Regions from separate parts of the Homo sapiens genome. Here region 2 is linked to region 1. A link is an interaction called in ENCODE POLR2A ChIA-PET data of the cell type or tissue named here. Cell type or tissue: HepG2. All regions are shown on one strand. Links, peaks and the distances in the headings refer to the core of each region. The heading gives the core; the rest is flanking DNA. Region 1 overlaps INSR (insulin receptor). Region 2 overlaps ARHGEF18 (Rho/Rac guanine nucleotide exchange factor 18).

What was found. Peaks named below come from ENCODE experiments on the same cell type or tissue, not always from the same donor. Only the 100,000 strongest peaks of a DNase experiment are listed, where the experiment ranks them.
Region 2: POLR2A ChIA-PET joins it to region 1 with 6 read pairs; 3 of 35 experiments call an interaction of 5 or more read pairs at or near these places.

Annotation. Positions count from the first base shown.
Region 1 is chr19:7,255,117-7,259,500 of GRCh38, reverse strand. All of the region lies in intron 2 of INSR (insulin receptor), which reads left to right. Among named protein-coding and RNA genes, the nearest start is that of INSR, 37 kb to the left of the region's middle. RefSeq lists an enhancer at 1,250-2,112. In HepG2, for the core only: no CTCF peak of the experiment used is centred there; a DNase peak (open chromatin) is centred at 2,150.
Region 2 is chr19:7,387,123-7,391,506 of GRCh38, reverse strand. The region is part of intron 10 of ARHGEF18 (Rho/Rac guanine nucleotide exchange factor 18); the gene reads right to left. It overlaps ARHGEF18-AS1 (ARHGEF18 antisense RNA 1), which reads left to right. Exons shown (of 2, transcript NR_186326.1): 2 at 787-3,367. Among named protein-coding and RNA genes, the nearest start is that of ARHGEF18-AS1, 5.7 kb to the left of the region's middle. RefSeq lists an enhancer at 3,814-3,973. In HepG2, for the core only: no CTCF peak of the experiment used is centred there; no DNase peak of the experiment used is centred there.

The DNA of each region.
Region 1 (4,384 bases), core at 313-4,312:
GCAAATGCTGATTTCATGCCAGCCGTGGTTCTGGGTGCTTTGATTAGGATATTGCATCCCATCTTCCCAACAATCTTATTTATTGTTGAGACCACTAAGGCTTCGAGAGGTTAAGCAACTTCTACTTCCAACACTGCCCCGCCCACCCCTTCCGCCGCGCACCCCACACACATGGGTAGTAAGTAGTGGAGATGGGATTTGAAGCTGGGGATTCTGGCTCAGAATCCAAGCTCTTTACCTTTGTGTCTTATAGATGTCATTGCGGGAAGTTGGTGAAATGCAGGAAACTGTAAAAAGAAAGGAAGGAAGGAGGGAAGGAAGGAAGGAGGGAAGAAAGAAAAGAAAAGGAAGGAAAAAAGGAAGGAGGGAAGAAATAAAAGGAAAGAAAGGAAGGAAGGAAGGAGGGAAGGCGGGAAGGAAAGAAGGAGGGAAGGAGAAAGGAAGGAAGAAAGAAAGGAAGGAAGGAGGGAAGGAAAGGAGGGAAGGAGAAATGAAAGAAGGAGTGAAGGAAGGAAGGAGGAAAGAAAAAAAGGAAGGAGGGAAGGAAGGAAGGAAGAAGGAAAGGAAGGAGGGAAGGAAGGAAGGAAAGAAGGAAAAGAAACTGGAGAGGAAATCTAGAATTTGCCCCTGCCAACATGTGTGTTGCCTCTTCTTATCAGCCTTCTCATTCTGTCTTGACTTAGGGCCTCTCCTATCAGACTAAGCTCTCCTGAAGGCAGGGACTTTGTTGTATCTCAAGCACCTGTCATAGTACCTGGCTCACAGTTGACAATGACATCCTTAACACTCATCAATAGCTAGTGTTTACTGAGCACTTACTATGTGCTAAGCAATGCCTTAGGGGATCCCATCACAGCCTATGAGGGTTTGTTATCCTCATTTTACAGAAGAGGGAACTGAGGCATGGCTAGGAATTATGAGACTTGCTCTAGGAGACCTAGCTGGGGAATGGTTTGACTTCAGACTTGTCTGACGTAAGGCCTTTGCCCAGTGATCAGCAAACTACGACCTGTGGGCCAAATCCAGTCCGCCAGCTGCTATTTTTGTATGACCTATGAGCTAAGAATTTTTTATTTTATTTTTATTTTTAGAGATGGGGTCTCACTCTGTCGCCTGGGCTGGAGTGCAGTGGGGTGATCATAGGCCACTGCCACCTCAGTCAGCCTCCTCAGTAGCTGGAACCACAGGCAGGCACCACCACGCCCAGCTAATTTCTTTTTATTTTTTTAGTAGAGATGGGGTCTTGCTATGTTGCCCAGGCTGGTCTCAAACAATTGGGTTCAAGCAATCCTCCTTTCTTGGCCTCCCAAAGTGCTGGGACTATAGGCGTGAGCCACTGTGCTTGCCTGGCTTAAGAATGCTTTTTCACATTTTTGGCCGGGCATGGTGGCTCATGCCTGTAATCCCAGCACCTTGGGAGGCCGAAGCGGGCAGATCACTCGAGGCCAGGAGTTCAAGACCACCCTGGCCAACATGGAGAAACCCCATCTCTACTAAAAAATGTACAAACATTAGCTGAGCGTGGTGGCGGGCACCTGTAATCCCAGCTACTCAGGAGGCTGAGGCAGGAGAATCACTTGAACCTGGGAGGCGGAAGTTGCAATGAGTGGAGATTGCGCCACTGCACTCCAGCCTGGGTGACAGGGTGAGACTCTGTCTATATATGAGCTGGACATTCAGCATTCAGGGATAGAGGCTGTTTCAGTGGGACTTGGGAGCACCACGGCCTGAGGCCATACAGCCCAGCTGCCCTTTGCTGGTACTTCCTTCCTTCCTTCCCTCTTTCCTTCCTTTCTTTCCTTTTCTTTCTTCCCTCCTTCCTTTCTTCCTTCCTTCCTTACTTTTTGAGACTCTGTCTCAAAAAAGAAAAAAAGAAAAAAAAATGTGGGGTAGAGCACTGTACTGAAAAAAATTCCACAGTAGTTGTAATTCATTTTTCACTCAGATGATTAGCATTTTTTTTTTTTTTTTTTGGAGCTCTCTGTTTGGGTGGAGGAGGGCAGTATATGTACAAGGCAAGGCCCCCACTCCACCCTCCTCCCTCCTCCCACCCCGCCTTTCCCCTTCGAGTGAGTCATCGAACCCGTGCTTCTAGACGTGTTTGGAGCAGAGCACCTGGAAATCATGATGTTCTCTAGATAACAGGGAATATTGATAAATTCCCTTGTGGCGATGTCACTGTCGTCCATACAGAAGACAGGAAAGTGTAACGCCTGCACACGGGGATCCAACAAAAAGAAAAAGATAAGGTGGGGGAGGCCGGGCACGGTGGCTCAGGCCTGTAATCCCAGCACTTTGGGAAGCCAAGGTGGGTGGATCAACTGAGGTCAGGAGTTCGAGACCACCCTGGGCCAACATAGTGAAACCCCGTCTCTACTAAAAATACAAAAATTAGCTGGGTATGGTGGTGGGCACCTGTAATCCCAGCTGCTTGGGAGACTGAGACAGGAGAATCGCTTGAACCCAGGAGGCGGAGGTTGCAGTGAGCCGAGATTGTGCCACTGCACTCCAGCCTGGGTGTCACAGCGAGACTCCATCTCAAAAAAAGAAAAAAAAAAAAAAAAAAAAAGGTAGGGTAGAGCATGTAACGTGAATGATGGCCCACTTGAATCTCTCATTCGTCTTTCTTCCCTTTTATGTTGTCAAAGATCTTTAAAAAAAAAATCTAGGAGAGAAACAAACAAAAAAAACTGTACTGAAAAAAATTCCACAGTAGTTGTAATTCATTTTTCACTCAGATGATTGGCATTTTTTTTTCTTGTTTTTTCTTTTTGAGACAAGGGTCTCAACTCTGTTGTCCAGGCTGGGGTGCAGTGGCGCAATCTTGGCTTACTTCCGCCTCCTGAGTAGCTGGAATTCCAGGCACGCACCACCATGCTGGCTAATTTTTGTATTTTTTGTAGACATGGGGTTTCACCACGTTACCCAGGCTGGTCTTGAACTGCTGGGCCCAAGCAATCCACCTGCTTCAACCTCCCAAACTGTTGCATTATATTATAGGTGTGAGCCACTGTGCCAGCCAGGATTGGAATTATTTATTTATTTATTTAGTGAGATGGAGTCTTGCTCTGTTGCCCAGGCTGAAGTGCAGTGGCGCAATCTCGGCTCACTGCAACCCCTGCCTCCCGGGTTCAAGTGATTCTCCTGCCTCAGCCTCCCAAGTAGCTGGGACTACAGGCGCCCACCACCACACCCGGCTAATTGTTGTGTTTTTTTTGTATTTTTAGTAGAGACAGGGTTTCACTATGTTGGCCAGGGTGGTCTCGAACTCCTGACCTCAGGTGATCCTCCCACTTTGGCCTCCCAAAGCGCTGGGATTACAGGCGTGAGCCGCCATGCCCAGCCCTTATTTATTCATTTTTATTTTATTTTAAAATAAAATAAATTTTAAAAATTTGATTGAAATTTTTTAAACAAACTTTTCACTTTGGAGATGATTGGATTTTGTAGAGCAGGAAAGAACAAGTACCCTAGAGAGTATGTTTCTGGGCTCCCGGCTCCTCTTCCGGGGGTTGAAGATGAATTGCCGTTGGCCTTTGTAAAAGAGGAGAGATTGTTCCAGATTGGAGTGGCAGAGATGTGCTTTGGTTTGGGTGGCAAGGATCACAAAGAAAGAAGATGAGGTTGGGTGTGGTGGGTCATACCTGTAAACCCAGCACTTTGGGAGGCCGAGGCAGGAGGATCACTTGAACCTAGAATTCGAGCTCAGCCTGGGCAACATAGCAAGACCCCATCTCTACAAAAAATTTTAAAAAATTAGCCAAGCATGGTGCTGTGTGCCTATAGTCCCAGCTACTCAGGAGTCTGAGGTGGGAGGATCGCTTGAGCCTGGGACTTTGAGGCTGCAATGAGCTATGATTACACCACTGTACCCCAGCCTGGGTAACAGAGTGAGACCCTGTCTCAAAAACAAACAAACAAAAACAGAAGGAAGGAAGGAAGGAAAGAAAGAAAGAAAGAAAGAGAAAAGACAAGACAAGAAAAAAAAAAAAAAAGAAAAGACAGGGTGAGAGGGAAGGGTATTCGGGTGGATGAAATGGCAAAGAGAAGGCCAAGAGGCGTTTTGTGGGCAAGAGTGAAGAGGGTGCCTCATGCCGGGAAGGGAGGCTTGGACCAGTGCAGGGTCCTTATGGGCTCCAATGCCGTCATGAAGGTCACACAGGGGCTGTGTTTAGGAGGGGCTGTTTCCACCAATACTGAGTGGACAGCCTTGCTGAGCCAGGCTTTTTGTTGCGTCCCCGAAGTCCTTGCTGAGTCAGGGAGGAAGTCAAAGTAACTATCAGGTTAGATAAGCTGATGGGTGGGCAGAAAGTGTTTTGGTGGGTTCAAGGCTGCGCTGAAAGATGGTAGACCAGTTGACCGTGTGGTCACTTGGCTGCCCCAG
Region 2 (4,384 bases), core at 261-4,260, 130 kb before region 1:
GGAGTCCGGAGAACCTGAGTAGTGGGAGAGAAGCGTGGAGGGATAGGTGGGGTTGAATTATAAACAGCCTCAAAGGTCAAGGCCAGGAACAGGACTGTCTGGCGTGGTGTCTGTTCTCTGAAAAGCATCCCAACTTTATCGTGGAGACCCACCTTCTCTAATTACCTGGAGTATGACTCATTCTCTGTTCTGTTTGTTTAACTTACTGTGAGGCTGTTTCCTCCGTCTGTCCCACGGACGGGAGGAAACGGGACAGACTGTCACGTTGACTTTGAATACCTTTAAAAGCAGGTAGGCCTGTGGGGAGTTATACCTTGGGAGGACTTTTCTCAGCCTGCTGGGAATGAGACATGGGTGTTTTGGCCCCTTCATGCCTCCTGACACAGGTGGGGAGGGGTTTGTTGTCAGAGAACAGGGTTAGGGTCTGTGATTTATTTTTTTATTTTTATTTTATTTATTTATTTTTTTGAGACAGAGTCTCACTCTGTCAACGGGCTGGAGTGCAGTGGTGTGATCTCAGCTCACTGCAACCTCTGCTTCCCGGGTTCAAGTGATTCTCCTGCCTCAGTCTCCCAAGTAGCTGGGACTACAGGCAGGCGCCACCACACCCAGCTAATTTTTGTATTTTTAGTAGAGACGGTGTTTCACCATGTTGGCCAGGATGGTCTCCCTCTCTTGACCTCGTGATCTTCCCTCCTCGGCCTCCCAAAGTGCTAGGATTACAGGCGTAAGCCACCACACCTGGCTTGGTCTGTGATTTATTATTATTTTTATTTGTTTTTGCAGCTTTGCAGAGGCAAGCGTCTATGATTTAAATGCTAGCTTTGCCGCTTACTGGCTGAAAGACTTTAAATGACAATAACAAAAAATGAAGAGGATGATGATGATGATACAAGATACCATTGCCCGTGTGTACCAGACATCATGCTAAGTGAGTGCTACCCACATCATTTTTCTTTCTTTTCTTTTCTTTTCTTTTTTCTTTTTTTTTTTTTTTTGATACAGAGTCTCGCTCTGTCACCCAGGCTGAAGTGCAGTGGCGCAATCTTGCCTCACTGCAACCTCCACCTCTTGGGTTCAAGGGATCCTCCCACCTGAGCCTCCTGAGTAACTGCGATTACAGGCATGTGCCACCATGCCCCGCTAATTGTTTTGTGTTTTTAATGGAGATGGGGTCTTACCATGTTGGCCAGGCTGGTCTCAAACTCCTGACCTCAAGTGATCCTCCCACCTTGGTCTCCCAAAGTGCTGGGATTACAGGTGTAAGCCACCACGCCCAGCCTTTACCCACATTATTTCTTTTTTCTTTTTAGGAACAGGGTCTTGCTCTGTGGCACAGGCTAGAGGGCAGTGGCAAATCATAGCTAACTGTAGCTTTGAACACCTGGGCTCAAGCAATGCTGCCACCTCAGCCTCCCGAGTAGCTAGGATTATAGGCGAGTGCCACCACACCTGGCTAACTTTTAAACATTTTTTTTGTAGAGACGAGGGTCTCACTATATTGCCCAGACTCCTGAACTCAAGGGATCCTCCTGCCTCAGCCTCCCAAAGCGCTGAGATTACAGGAGTGAGCTTCCGCGCCCGGCCCCACATCATTTCTTTCACACAAACTCAAATCTTTCTTGACCTCAAAGGGTTGTCCTGCAAATCAAAATCAAATGATGTCTCCAGGAGAAAGAGCTTAATTCCCACCACCCTGAGAGTGGGCTGGATGTCACGACTCGTGGGCGGATCGCTTGAGGCCAGGAGTTCGAGACCAGCCTGGCCAACACGGCGAAACCCTGTCTCTACTAAAAATACAAAAAATTAGCCAGGCATGGTGGCATACGCCTGTAATCCCAGCTACTCGGGAGGCTGAGACAGGAGAGTAGCTTGAACCCAGGAGGTGGAGGTTGCAGTGAGCCAAGATTGTGCCACTGCACTCCAGCCTGGGTGACACAGCAAGACTCCATCTCAAAAAAAAAAAAATAAGTAAATAAGAAAGAAAGAAAGGAAGGAAGGAAGGAAGGGAGGAAGGAAGAAGGAAGGAAGGAAGGAAGAAAATGTAGGGTGGATGCAGTGGCTCACACCTGTAATCCCAGCACTTTGGGAGGCTGAGGTGGGTGGATCGCTTGAGCCCAGGAGTTCAAGACCAACTTGGGCAATGTGACAAAACCCTGTTTCTACAAAAAAAAAAAAAAAAAAAAAAATTATCCTGGTATGATGGCATGCACTTCTAGTCCCAGCTACTTGGGAGGCTAGGGTGGGAGGATTGCTTGAGCCCAGGAGGCAGAGGTTGTAGTGAACCAAGATCACGCCACTGCACCCCAGCCTGGGCAACAGAGCGAGACTCTGTCTCAAAAAAAAAAAAAAAATTAGCCTGGTGTGGTGCTACGAGACTGTAGTCCCTGCTACTCGGGAGGCTGAAGTGGGAGGATCTCTTGAGCCCAAGAAGTCGAGGCTGCAGTAAGCTGTGATCGTGCCACCGCACTCCAGCCTGGGCAACAGAGTGAGACTCTGTCTCAAAAAAATTAAAAATAACATGAGGAGAAGCTGGGAAGGAGGGCTTAAAGGGACTCTCTCTGCTTTCTTTGTACTTTCCTGTAAATATAAAATTAAAAGTATATTTTTTAAAAATCAAAGGGCAGGCCAGGCGCGGTGGCTCATGCCTGTAATCCTAGCATTTTGGAAGGCTGAGGGGGGTGGATCACCTGAGGTCAGGAGTTTGAGACCAGCCTGGCCAACATGGTGAAACCCCATCTCTACTAAAAATACAAAAATTAGCCAGGCGTGGTGGCGCATGCCTGCAATCCCAGCTACTCAGGAGGCTGAGGCAGGAGAATGGCTTGAACCTGGGAGGCGGAGGTTGCAGTGAGCTGGGATGGTGCCAACTGCTCTCCAGCCTGGGTGACAGAGCAAAACTCCATCTGAAAATAAATAAATAAAAATAAAAATAAAAGGGCATCATATGCCAATGGATTGGTGATCGGGGGCTCAGGCTGTGAGTTCAAACCCTGACTTGAGCAAAAACTTAACTTCTCTGGGCCTCAGTTTCCTCATCTGTGAAAGAGAGAAAGTGCTAGTGTCTACAGAGTTACAAAGCTGAATGAGGAAATCGGTTTAGAGCACTTACAGACCGGGCTCAGTAGTTCATACCAGTAATCCCAGCACTTTGGGAGGCATAGGTGGGAGGATCACCTGAGGCCAGGAGTTCGAGACCAGCCTGGACAACATAGCAAGACCTTGTCTCTATTTTTAAAAAATCTAAATAAAAACAAAATAAAGCACTTACAGTGCTTGGGATAGTGTAAGTGCTCCATACGGTAATGCTAACCATTGTTATTATTTGTGCAAAGTTTTCTGTGATTATAAAGTGACATTCAGGAAATTAGACGCTGTTGGAACTCTCATTGCTCAAGGTCATTTTTTTGTAAGGGGTTTATTGATTTGCAGGACATGATAAGCCACTCACCTTGCTTGCTACCAGATAACCTCGTTCAGGGGTTGGCAAACTTGCTTTGTAATGCTGCAAACTCAACTCTGCCAACCAGAAATGTAGCTTGAGCCAGACACGGTGGCTCATGCCTATAATCTCAGCACTTTGGGAGGCTGAGGTGGGTGTATCACTTGAGGTCAGGAGTTTGAGACCAGCCTGGCTAACATGGTGAAACCCCGTCTCTACTAAAAAAAATTAGCCAGGCATGGTGGCAGGTACCTGTAATCCCAGCCACTCGGGAGGCTGAGGCGTGAGAATCGCTTGAACCTGGGAGGCGGAGTCTCCAGTGAGCCGACATCACGCCACTGCACTCTGGCGTGGGCGACAGAGCGAGATTCTGTCTCAGAACAAAACCAAAAGCAAAGATGTAGCTTGGGAACCACCGAAGGTGATACATAAATGAACAGGCGAGCTGTCCTGCCACAAAACCTTATTTGCAGACTGTAAAATGCAAATTTCATAGAATGGTTGTGTGTCACCAAATATTTGTTTTCAACCATTTACAAATGTAAAAAACCCACCCCATTCTTAGCTTTCAGCGTATGCAAACAAACAAAAAAACTCAAAAAACAAAAAACAGCGCTGGGCGCGGTGGCTCACGCCTATAATCCCAGCACTTTGGGAGACCGAGACGGGCAGATCACGAGGTCAGGAGATCGAGATTATCCTGGTTAACACGGTGAAACCCCGTCTCTACTAAAAATACAAAAAATTAGCCGGGCATGGTGGCGGGCACCTGTAGTCCCAGCTACTTGGAAGGCTGAGGCAGGAGAATGGCATGAACCAGGAAGGCAGAGCTTGCAGTGAGCTGAGATCGCGCCACCGTACTCCAGCCTGGGCAACAGAGTGAGACTCCATCTCAAAACAAACAAACAAACAACAACAACAACAAAAACAGGTGATGGACTG